2 separate regions of the Homo sapiens genome follow, and region 1 is linked to region 2. The links are chromatin loops, found by intact Hi-C in ENCODE. Cell type or tissue: K562. All regions are shown on one strand. Region 1 overlaps COMMD1 (copper metabolism domain containing 1). Region 2 has its middle 48 kb from the start of PAPOLG.

Region 1 (4,000 bases), 1.2 Mb before region 2:
TAGTAGAGCCAATTTTTAGTAGAGCCAATTTTTAGTAGAGCTAATTTTTAGTAGAGCCAATTTTTAGTAGAGCTAATTTTTTAGTAGAGCTAATTTAGTAGAGCCAACTTTTAGTAGAGCTAATTTTTTGTATTTTCACCATTTTAGCCAGGATGGTCTCGATCTCCTGACCTCATGATCCATCTGCCTCGGCCTCCCAAAGTGCTGGGATTACAGGCATGAGCCACCATGCCCGGCCACTTTTCTCTTTTTTTTTTTTTTTTTTTTGAGATGGAGTCTCACTCTGTTGCCCAGGCTGGAGTGCAGTGGTGCGATCTTGGCTCACCACAACCTCCGCCTCCCAGGTTCAAGGGATTCTCCTGCCTCAGCTTCCCGAGTAGCTGGGACTACAGGTGCACACCACCATGCCCAGCTAATTTTTGTATTTTTAGTAGAGATGGGGTTTTATTATGTTGGCCAGGGTGGCCTCGAACTCCTGGCCTCACAATCCACCCACCTTGGCCTACCAAAGTGCTGGGATTACAGGCATGAGCCACTGCACCTGGCCACTTTTTTCTTTTAAATTTTTAGAGATGGAGTCTCCCTCTGTTGCCTAGACTGGAGTGCAGTGGCTATGCACAAGCAAAACCATGCTGCCCTACAGCCTTGAGTTCTTGGGCTCAAGCAATCTTCTCACTCCAGCCTCCTGAGTAGCTGCTACTGCAGGCCTGTGCCACCACGCAGGTCAGCAAACTTTTTCTGTAAACGTTCAGATGGTAAATATTTTTGGCTTTGAAGGTCACATGACCTCTATCACAGCCATTCAATTCTGTTATTAGAGTGGCTAAAGCTACTACAGACAAGATATAAGTAAATGAGCATGTAGTCATGTTACAATAAAACTGTTTTTTTTTTTTTTTTGAGATGGAGTCTTGCTCTGTCGCCAGGCTGGAGTGCAGTGGCACGATCTCGGCTCACTGCAACCTCCACCTCCCAGGTTCAAGCAATTCTCCTGCCTCAGCCTCCTGAGTAGCTGGGACTACAAGCACATGCCACCACACCCAGCTAATTTTTGTATTTTTAGTAGAGATGGAATTTCACCATGTTGGCTAGGATGGTCTCCATCTCTTGATCTCGTGATCTGCCCGCCTTGGCCTCCCAAAGTGCTGGGATTACAGGCATGAGCCACCGCACCTGGCCTAAAATAAAACTTTATTTCTAAAGACAGGCAACAGGCCAGATTAGTCCCAAAGGACATAGTTTGCTGACCCCTGGTTTAGAGTACTACATTTCCTAGCTTTCCTCATATGGTAAGTGGTATATGTTTTCTCTCTATGCCAATCTTTTTAATAGCAATCTCCACATTTAAACACTCTCAATTCATTCACTTATTCTACAAACTTTTACTAAGTGCCTACTACATGCCAGACACAATATTAGGTATAAGGAATAAAGAAGAAACAATAATAATAATAAAGTCCTGCCCTCCTAATGCTTACATTCTAGTAGAATAGTTAACAAATAAATAAGCTGATAAATACATAATATAATTTCAGGTAATACTAAGTATGAAGAAAAAGTAAAGCCAGGTAAAAAGTAAGAGGAAGGAAGAATGAGGGTCTTTATAATATAAGTCAGGGAAGAGCTCATAGGAAATGACGTTCAGGTAGAGAATGAATTAAACAAATGAACAAGCCACATGAATATCTACAGGAAAAACACTTCACATGATTAAATAAGGACAAGATTAGAGTGCTGGAAATGAGAAAATGAGATCAGAGAAGTGAGTAAGGGTAAGATCATGTAAGGACCTGTGGCCTAGGGCAGAAGGACTGAATTTTATTCTAAGTTTGATGTGAAGCCAGGAACATGAAATAGTTGAGAGCAGGAGAGTAAAGAGGTATAACGCACTTTTTTAAAGGATCACTGGTACCTATGCAGAGGACAGACTGTAGAGGGCAGGAGTGGAACAGGAAGGCCACTATATGCTGTTGCAAGTATTTCTAGACTTCTAAAATAGGATCTAGGCAGGATGGCTCATGCCTGTAATCTCAGCACTTTGGGAGACTGAGGCAGGAGGATCACTCGTGGTCAGTTCAGGGCTACAGTGAATTATGACTGCACCACTGCGCTCCAGCCTGCGTGACAGAGTGAGTCCCTGTCTCTAAATAAATAAATAAATAACAGAGTTTTGCTCATTGCCCAGGCTGGAGTGCAATGGTGCCATCCCGGCTCACTGCAACCTCCACCTCCCAGGTTCAAGCCATTCTCCTGCCTCAGCCTCACAAGTAGCTGGGATTATAAGCACCTGCTGCTACAACCAGCTAATTTTTTGTATTTTTAATAGAGACGGGGTTTCACCATGTTGGCCAGGCTGGTCTCAAACTCCTGACCTCAGGTGATCCGCCCACCCTGGCCTCCCCAAAGTGCTGGGATTACAGGCGTGAGCCACTGAGCCCAGCCTGGATAAATTAACATTTGATTGATATAAATGAGTACTAGAGTATATGAATTAGTAATAGACAACACAAAAGGAGAATTTTCATTAAAAAAAAAAATTTTTTTTTTTTTTAGATGGGGTTTCGCTCTTGTTGCCCAGGCTGGAGTGCAATGGCGCGATCTCGGCTCACCACGACCTCCGCCTCCCGGGTTCAAGTGATTCTCCCACCCCAGCCTCTCGAGTAGCTGGGATTGCAGGCATGAACCACCATGTCTGGCTAATTTTGTATTTTTAGTAGAGACGGGGTTTCTCCACGTTGGTCAGGCTGATCTTGAACCAGGGACTTCAGGTGATCCACCTGACCCGGCCTCCCAAAGTGCTGGGATGACAGGCGTGAGCCGTGGCGCCCGGCCTAAAATTTTTTGTTTAAAATTCCAATGAGGAAATACAAAATCATCACCAGAGGGCAGTAGTGAATACAGACTAAGGTATACAAAAGGTGATTGATCTTCATAGTTAGATTATGCTCTTTCAGTAAACTGGGATTTACTGGAATTGAGCATATCCACAAGGTTAACAGCAATAGCAATAAAGATCACGCAAACTCATACCTATAAGAAGTTGAATTATAATGTGAGCAAAAAAAGTAGATTAAAATAGCAGTGTTGGGCCGGACGCAGTGGCTCACACCTGTAATCCCAACACTATGGGACGCCAAGGAGGGTGGACTGCTTGAAGTTAGGAGTTCGGGACCAGCTTGGCCAACGTGGTGAAACCCCATCTCTACTAAAATACAAAAATTAGCTGGGTGTGGTGGCGGGTGTCTGTAATCCCAGCTACTCAGGAGGTTGAGGCAGAATTGCTTGAACCCAGGAGGTAGAGGTTGCAGTGAGCCAAGATCGAGCCACCGCACTCCAGCCTGGGCAAGAGAGTGAGACTCCGTCTTAAAAAAAAAGGGGGGGGCAGTGTTTAGCAACTGCCTTTTATATATTTTATATATAAATACAAGAGTATTTATCTATAGGATGTTATCTCCTTAAATAAACACACCATTCCCAATTCATTGACTTCATTGTTCCTTAGGGTCTACCCAAAAATAAAAACTAGAGCAAGTGAATGGCCAGCTTCGCATATCTACAAGCAGGTGAAAGGTTTGTCCTTTTGTGATTAACAGGCAAAGCTAGAGAGGGTCAATGTCCCAGTCAAGTAGGATAGGAGGGCTCCATTCTAAACAGAAAACAGAACCAGTACAAAAGCCAGGAATCACTACATAACACCTTGGCACACAACATGAAAGTCAGAGGGAAGGGCTACAGCTCAGGGAGCACCTGAACCTGAAAACATGGCCTGTGAAATATATTTCCAGGCAGTTGGCAATAAGGAGGCTGTTAACACGTGTGTCCGCTGTATCCCCTGCTGGGAAGTACATGTCCCCTCCTTCCTTCCTTTGCTTCTACCCTCTTGTCACCCTTCATTTTCACTTTCTTCACAGACCATGATATTACATAGATAACTGAAAGTATGAACTCTGTTGTCATTTATATGAAAAATGTACATCCTGCTTAAGAGCAGCAATAGAAG
Region 2 (4,000 bases):
CTTGCTAAATATGTTCTCATCATCTATATCTTTTTTTTTTTTTTTTGAGACGGAGTCTTGCTCTGTTGCCCCGGCTCACTGCAACCTTCACCTCCCGGGTTCAAGTGACTTTCCTGCCTCAGCCTCCCGAGTAGCTGGGTGCATGCCACCATGCCTAGCTAATTTTTATATTTTTAGTAGTGATGGGGTTTTGCCATGTTGGCCAGGCTGGTCTTGAACTCCTGGCCTCAAGTGATCTGCCCATTTTGGCCTCCCAAAGTGCTGGAATTACAGGCATGAGCCACCATGCCTTTACATGTTTTCAACACATTTAATTAAGCCAGATTGTGTGGCTTACTCCCTGTGTAACCTAGGGCAATTTACTAATTCCCTCAGGACCTTGTTTTTCTCATTCATTATCTACTGATAATAATAGTGCTATCTTGTAAAGTAGTTATCAATAAATATTTGCTATTGTTATCTTCACTAGCAGTGTTTAGTGTAGGAGCAACAAAAAGGGACAATGGTTGGATTTATACAGTTGGGGTTTTGACTGGGCAACAGGGAAGAAAGATAAGTGGGTAAGGATATTGAGGAGCTCAGAAAAATAATAGTGGGAGTGTAGGTTGGATAGGAAAAGAAGTGGAAGGCTGAGCTGTGAGGAGCAAATGCAGTGGAAGCTTAGTGAGAGGCAGGAGATAGTATGGGGAATGGGGACTGAGTAAACTGGAGAGACAATTACTAGGGCCCATGTGAGGTCCAATGTGAGATCCCAGTTGTGGGCGCAATGAAGGGGTGAGTGGAATGGACAAGTTATCCGCACAGAATAGGGTGGTACTGGATTGACATGAGAACCCAAAGTCTTCTGTGCTGGCTTGACCAGTAGGTAAACAAGGGGTGGTGGAGCACCAGAATGACACAAATCTCCCAGCAGAAGTGATGCCTTGAGAGCGGTGCTGGCAGCTGGGCAAATGCTAATCCTGCTTAGGATATTGGGGCCTTGGGAGAACCTGCCACCTTTCCTGGAGACAAAGGCAGGGGAGCCAGACCTTCTTCAGGACAGCCAGCTTTCAGTCATGGCAAGAAACTAAGCAGTTTCCTATGGGAGGGGTGCTGACAATGTTGGAGGTAGGTTTACTGTGCGAGCAGTGGGCCAGTGGGTCAATGGAGAGAAAACACAGGGACCTTCCATCTGGAGCAGTGGCTGAGGATGGGAAGGGTGGGAAGCATGCTGGCATAGACTGGCCAAGACTCTAAATGATATTCTAGACAGCATGGCTCAGCTTAGAACCCAAAGTAGCATTGGTTTCTTTTCTTTTTTCTCTTATTTTCTTTTTTTTCTTTTTTTTTTCTTTTTTTTTTTTTGCTATGAAGTCTCATTCTATCCCCCAGGCTGGAGTGCAGTGGTATAATCTCGGCTCACTACAACCACCGCCTCCCAGGTTCAAGCGATTTTCCTGCCTCAGCCTCCTGTGTAGCTGGGATTACAGGCACCTGGGTAATTTGTCTATTTTTAGTATAGACGGGCTTTCGCCACGTTGGCCAAGCTGGTCTCGAACTCCCGGCCTCAAGTGATCTGCCTGCCTCAGTCTTCCAAAGTGTTGGGATTACAGGTGTGAGCCACCGTGCCTGGCTTTCCCCCCTCATCTTAAGATCTGCTTCTAAGTGTTGACTTATTTTTATTTTTGAGACAGTCTCCCTCTGTCCCACAGGCTGGAGTGCAGTGACAAGATCTCGGCTCACTGTAATCTCCATCTCCCAGGCTGAAGCGATTCTTGTGCCTCAGCCTCCCAAGTAGCTGTGGCCACAGGCTCTGGCCAACACGCCTGGTTAATTTTTTTGTAGTTTCAGTAGAGACAGGGTTTCACCATGTTGGCCAGGCTGGGCTCCAACTCCTGGCCTCGAGTGATCCGCCCATTTCGGCCTCCCAAAGCGCTCGGACTACAGGCATGAGCCACCGCTCCTGGCCTAGTGTTGGGTCTCTTAATGGTTTTAGGCAAGGAGGGGCAGTTACAGATAGGTCAAGGAGAAAGAGCACTTTCTAAGTAACGTGCTGCCCTGCTGAAGAATAGTCTGTCCCACGAGGTAGTGACTTCATCATATATTGTTTGTTTTTAAAGAAGTGGGATGGACATCTGTCAGGGAAGCTGAAAGTAGGGTTGGGCTGCAGAACTTCAAAAAATTCTAACTCTGAAAAATCTGAAATTTCAGAGTATAGTATTTGGCTATGACCCCCTCTAGTGGCCATTGTGCAGAATTAACCATAATACAAACATTTCAGAACTGAACTCAAAATTTCAAACCTCAAGACTAGCTAGGGTTTGTGGCTTTTAGGGAATATCCTAAATTCTGTTATGTGGATAATTCTGCATGAAATCCATCGAGGTGTCTTGGCTTTTACTGTTTGAATCACATTAATGATTTTTTCTAAATCAGAGGCAGCTGTATCAGGAAGACATCGCTGGCTGGTAGACTTCTGCACCAGGCACATAAAGTCTAGGAGAGCAAAACAAATCAGATTCCTGTCTTCATGGTGTTTACATTCTTGTATGGGGAACAGATGATCAATAACCGGTCAATAAGAAAGTAAGACTCTGATTAATGTTATGGCAGGAAATAGGCAGAGTGTGGTGACAAGGACTAAGGAGGCTGACCTACTTGCATAGGGCACTCAGGGAAGGTTTCTTTAAAGAGGTGACATTTAAATGAGAAGAGGCAGAAGAATATCCCAGGCAGGCAAAACAATAGATACAAAGGACCTGTGGTAGGAACAGCTCATCTAGGAGCTGATGGAAGGCTGACATACCTGGAAAACGAAATTAGCAAATGGCATAAGGCCTGGGTTGTGGCTGGAGGACACCCCAAGGGCCAGATCATACCAGTTCTTGAAGACCATGGGAAACCTCAAAAGCCATGGGAAATTCAGTTTTGATAACTTTCATCCCATCTTAACAGATTGTGTTTATTTATTTATTTATTTATTTATTTATTTATTTGAGATGGAGTCTCGCTCTGTCGCTCAGGTTGGCGTGCAGTGGCACTATCTCTGCTCACTGCAACCTCTGCCTCCCAGGCTCAAGTGATTGATTCTCCTGCCTCAGTCTCCCGAGTAGCTGGGACTACTGGTGCACACCACCACACCCAGCTTATTTTTGTATTTTTAGTAGTGATGGGGTTTCGCCATGTTGGCAGTGGCTGGTCTTGAACTCCTGGCCTCAAATGATCCGCCTGCCTTGGCTTGCCGAAGTGGTGGGATTACAGGCATGAGCCACCGCGCCCAGCCTGTATTTATTTAAAAATTAATTTTATTGAAATTATCTGTACCCATACTTTGCTTCTAAATGGAATAAATATTTTTTAAAAACTTGAATTTGATTTCATATTAACTGATTTTATCTGTTGGTTTCTAAGACCATAGATTTCTTTTGTACTAAACATTCTTTCTCTACCAGCATTGGGTAGTGAATTTAGACAGGTAATATTGAATTGGAAACAGCAGGTTCTTTGTTGGAAAACATAGTACATTATTCTCTAGAAGAGAACATCATCAAGGCACTGACCTCTTTCTAAGGAGGAACTGGAGAGAGTTTTCTCTTTTCATGAAGACAGCTTCTGTGCTTGAACTACTTCATCCAAAAAGAGACTTACTAGAATTAGCCAAGCCCCAAAGTATGAGAGTTTTTCTGCAATGTGAAAAACTTAACATTGTTTTACTTTGTCAGGGAATTTCAGAAATGAGTTAAAAATTTAAAGCTCAATGTAGATTAGTCAGCTTCTTTTGATCTAAATATTTCTTAATTTAGAAGCACTGTGAAAAATGAGGATGACGAATGCTAGACAAAGCCAACACTATTAAGTTTATAAAAGAAAAACATTCAGCATGACTTCAAGGTTGGTGGATGGCACGCATACAGCCAGTGGGCCCATTGTGCTATGTGTGAGCAAACTGTGTGGTTGTGCCAAGGGGATCGCCTTACCTACCTGTGCTGTGTGTCAGCACCCGAGTGGTCTGACAGACTGA

Evidence for each region. Hi-C counts contacts between places; a loop is a spot of excess contacts. Peaks named below come from ENCODE experiments on the same cell type or tissue, not always from the same donor. Only the 100,000 strongest peaks of a DNase experiment are listed, where the experiment ranks them.
Region 1: it touches region 2 in a loop (14-fold over the local background); 2 of 110 quality-filtered maps call a loop at or near these places.

What each region holds. Positions count from the first base shown.
Region 1 is chr2:61,909,634-61,913,633 of GRCh38, reverse strand. The region is part of intron 1 of COMMD1 (copper metabolism domain containing 1); the gene reads right to left. Among named protein-coding and RNA genes, the nearest start is that of COMMD1, 6.0 kb to the right of the region's middle. In K562, CTCF peaks have their summits at 1,936 (motif pointing right) and 2,880 (motif pointing right); no DNase peak of the experiment used is centred here.
Region 2 is chr2:60,706,077-60,710,076 of GRCh38, reverse strand. No RefSeq gene overlaps it. Among named protein-coding and RNA genes, the nearest start is that of PAPOLG, 48 kb to the left of the region's middle. In K562, a CTCF peak has its summit at 2,217 (motif pointing left); a DNase peak (open chromatin) is centred at 2,206; H3K27me3 peaks cover 631 bases.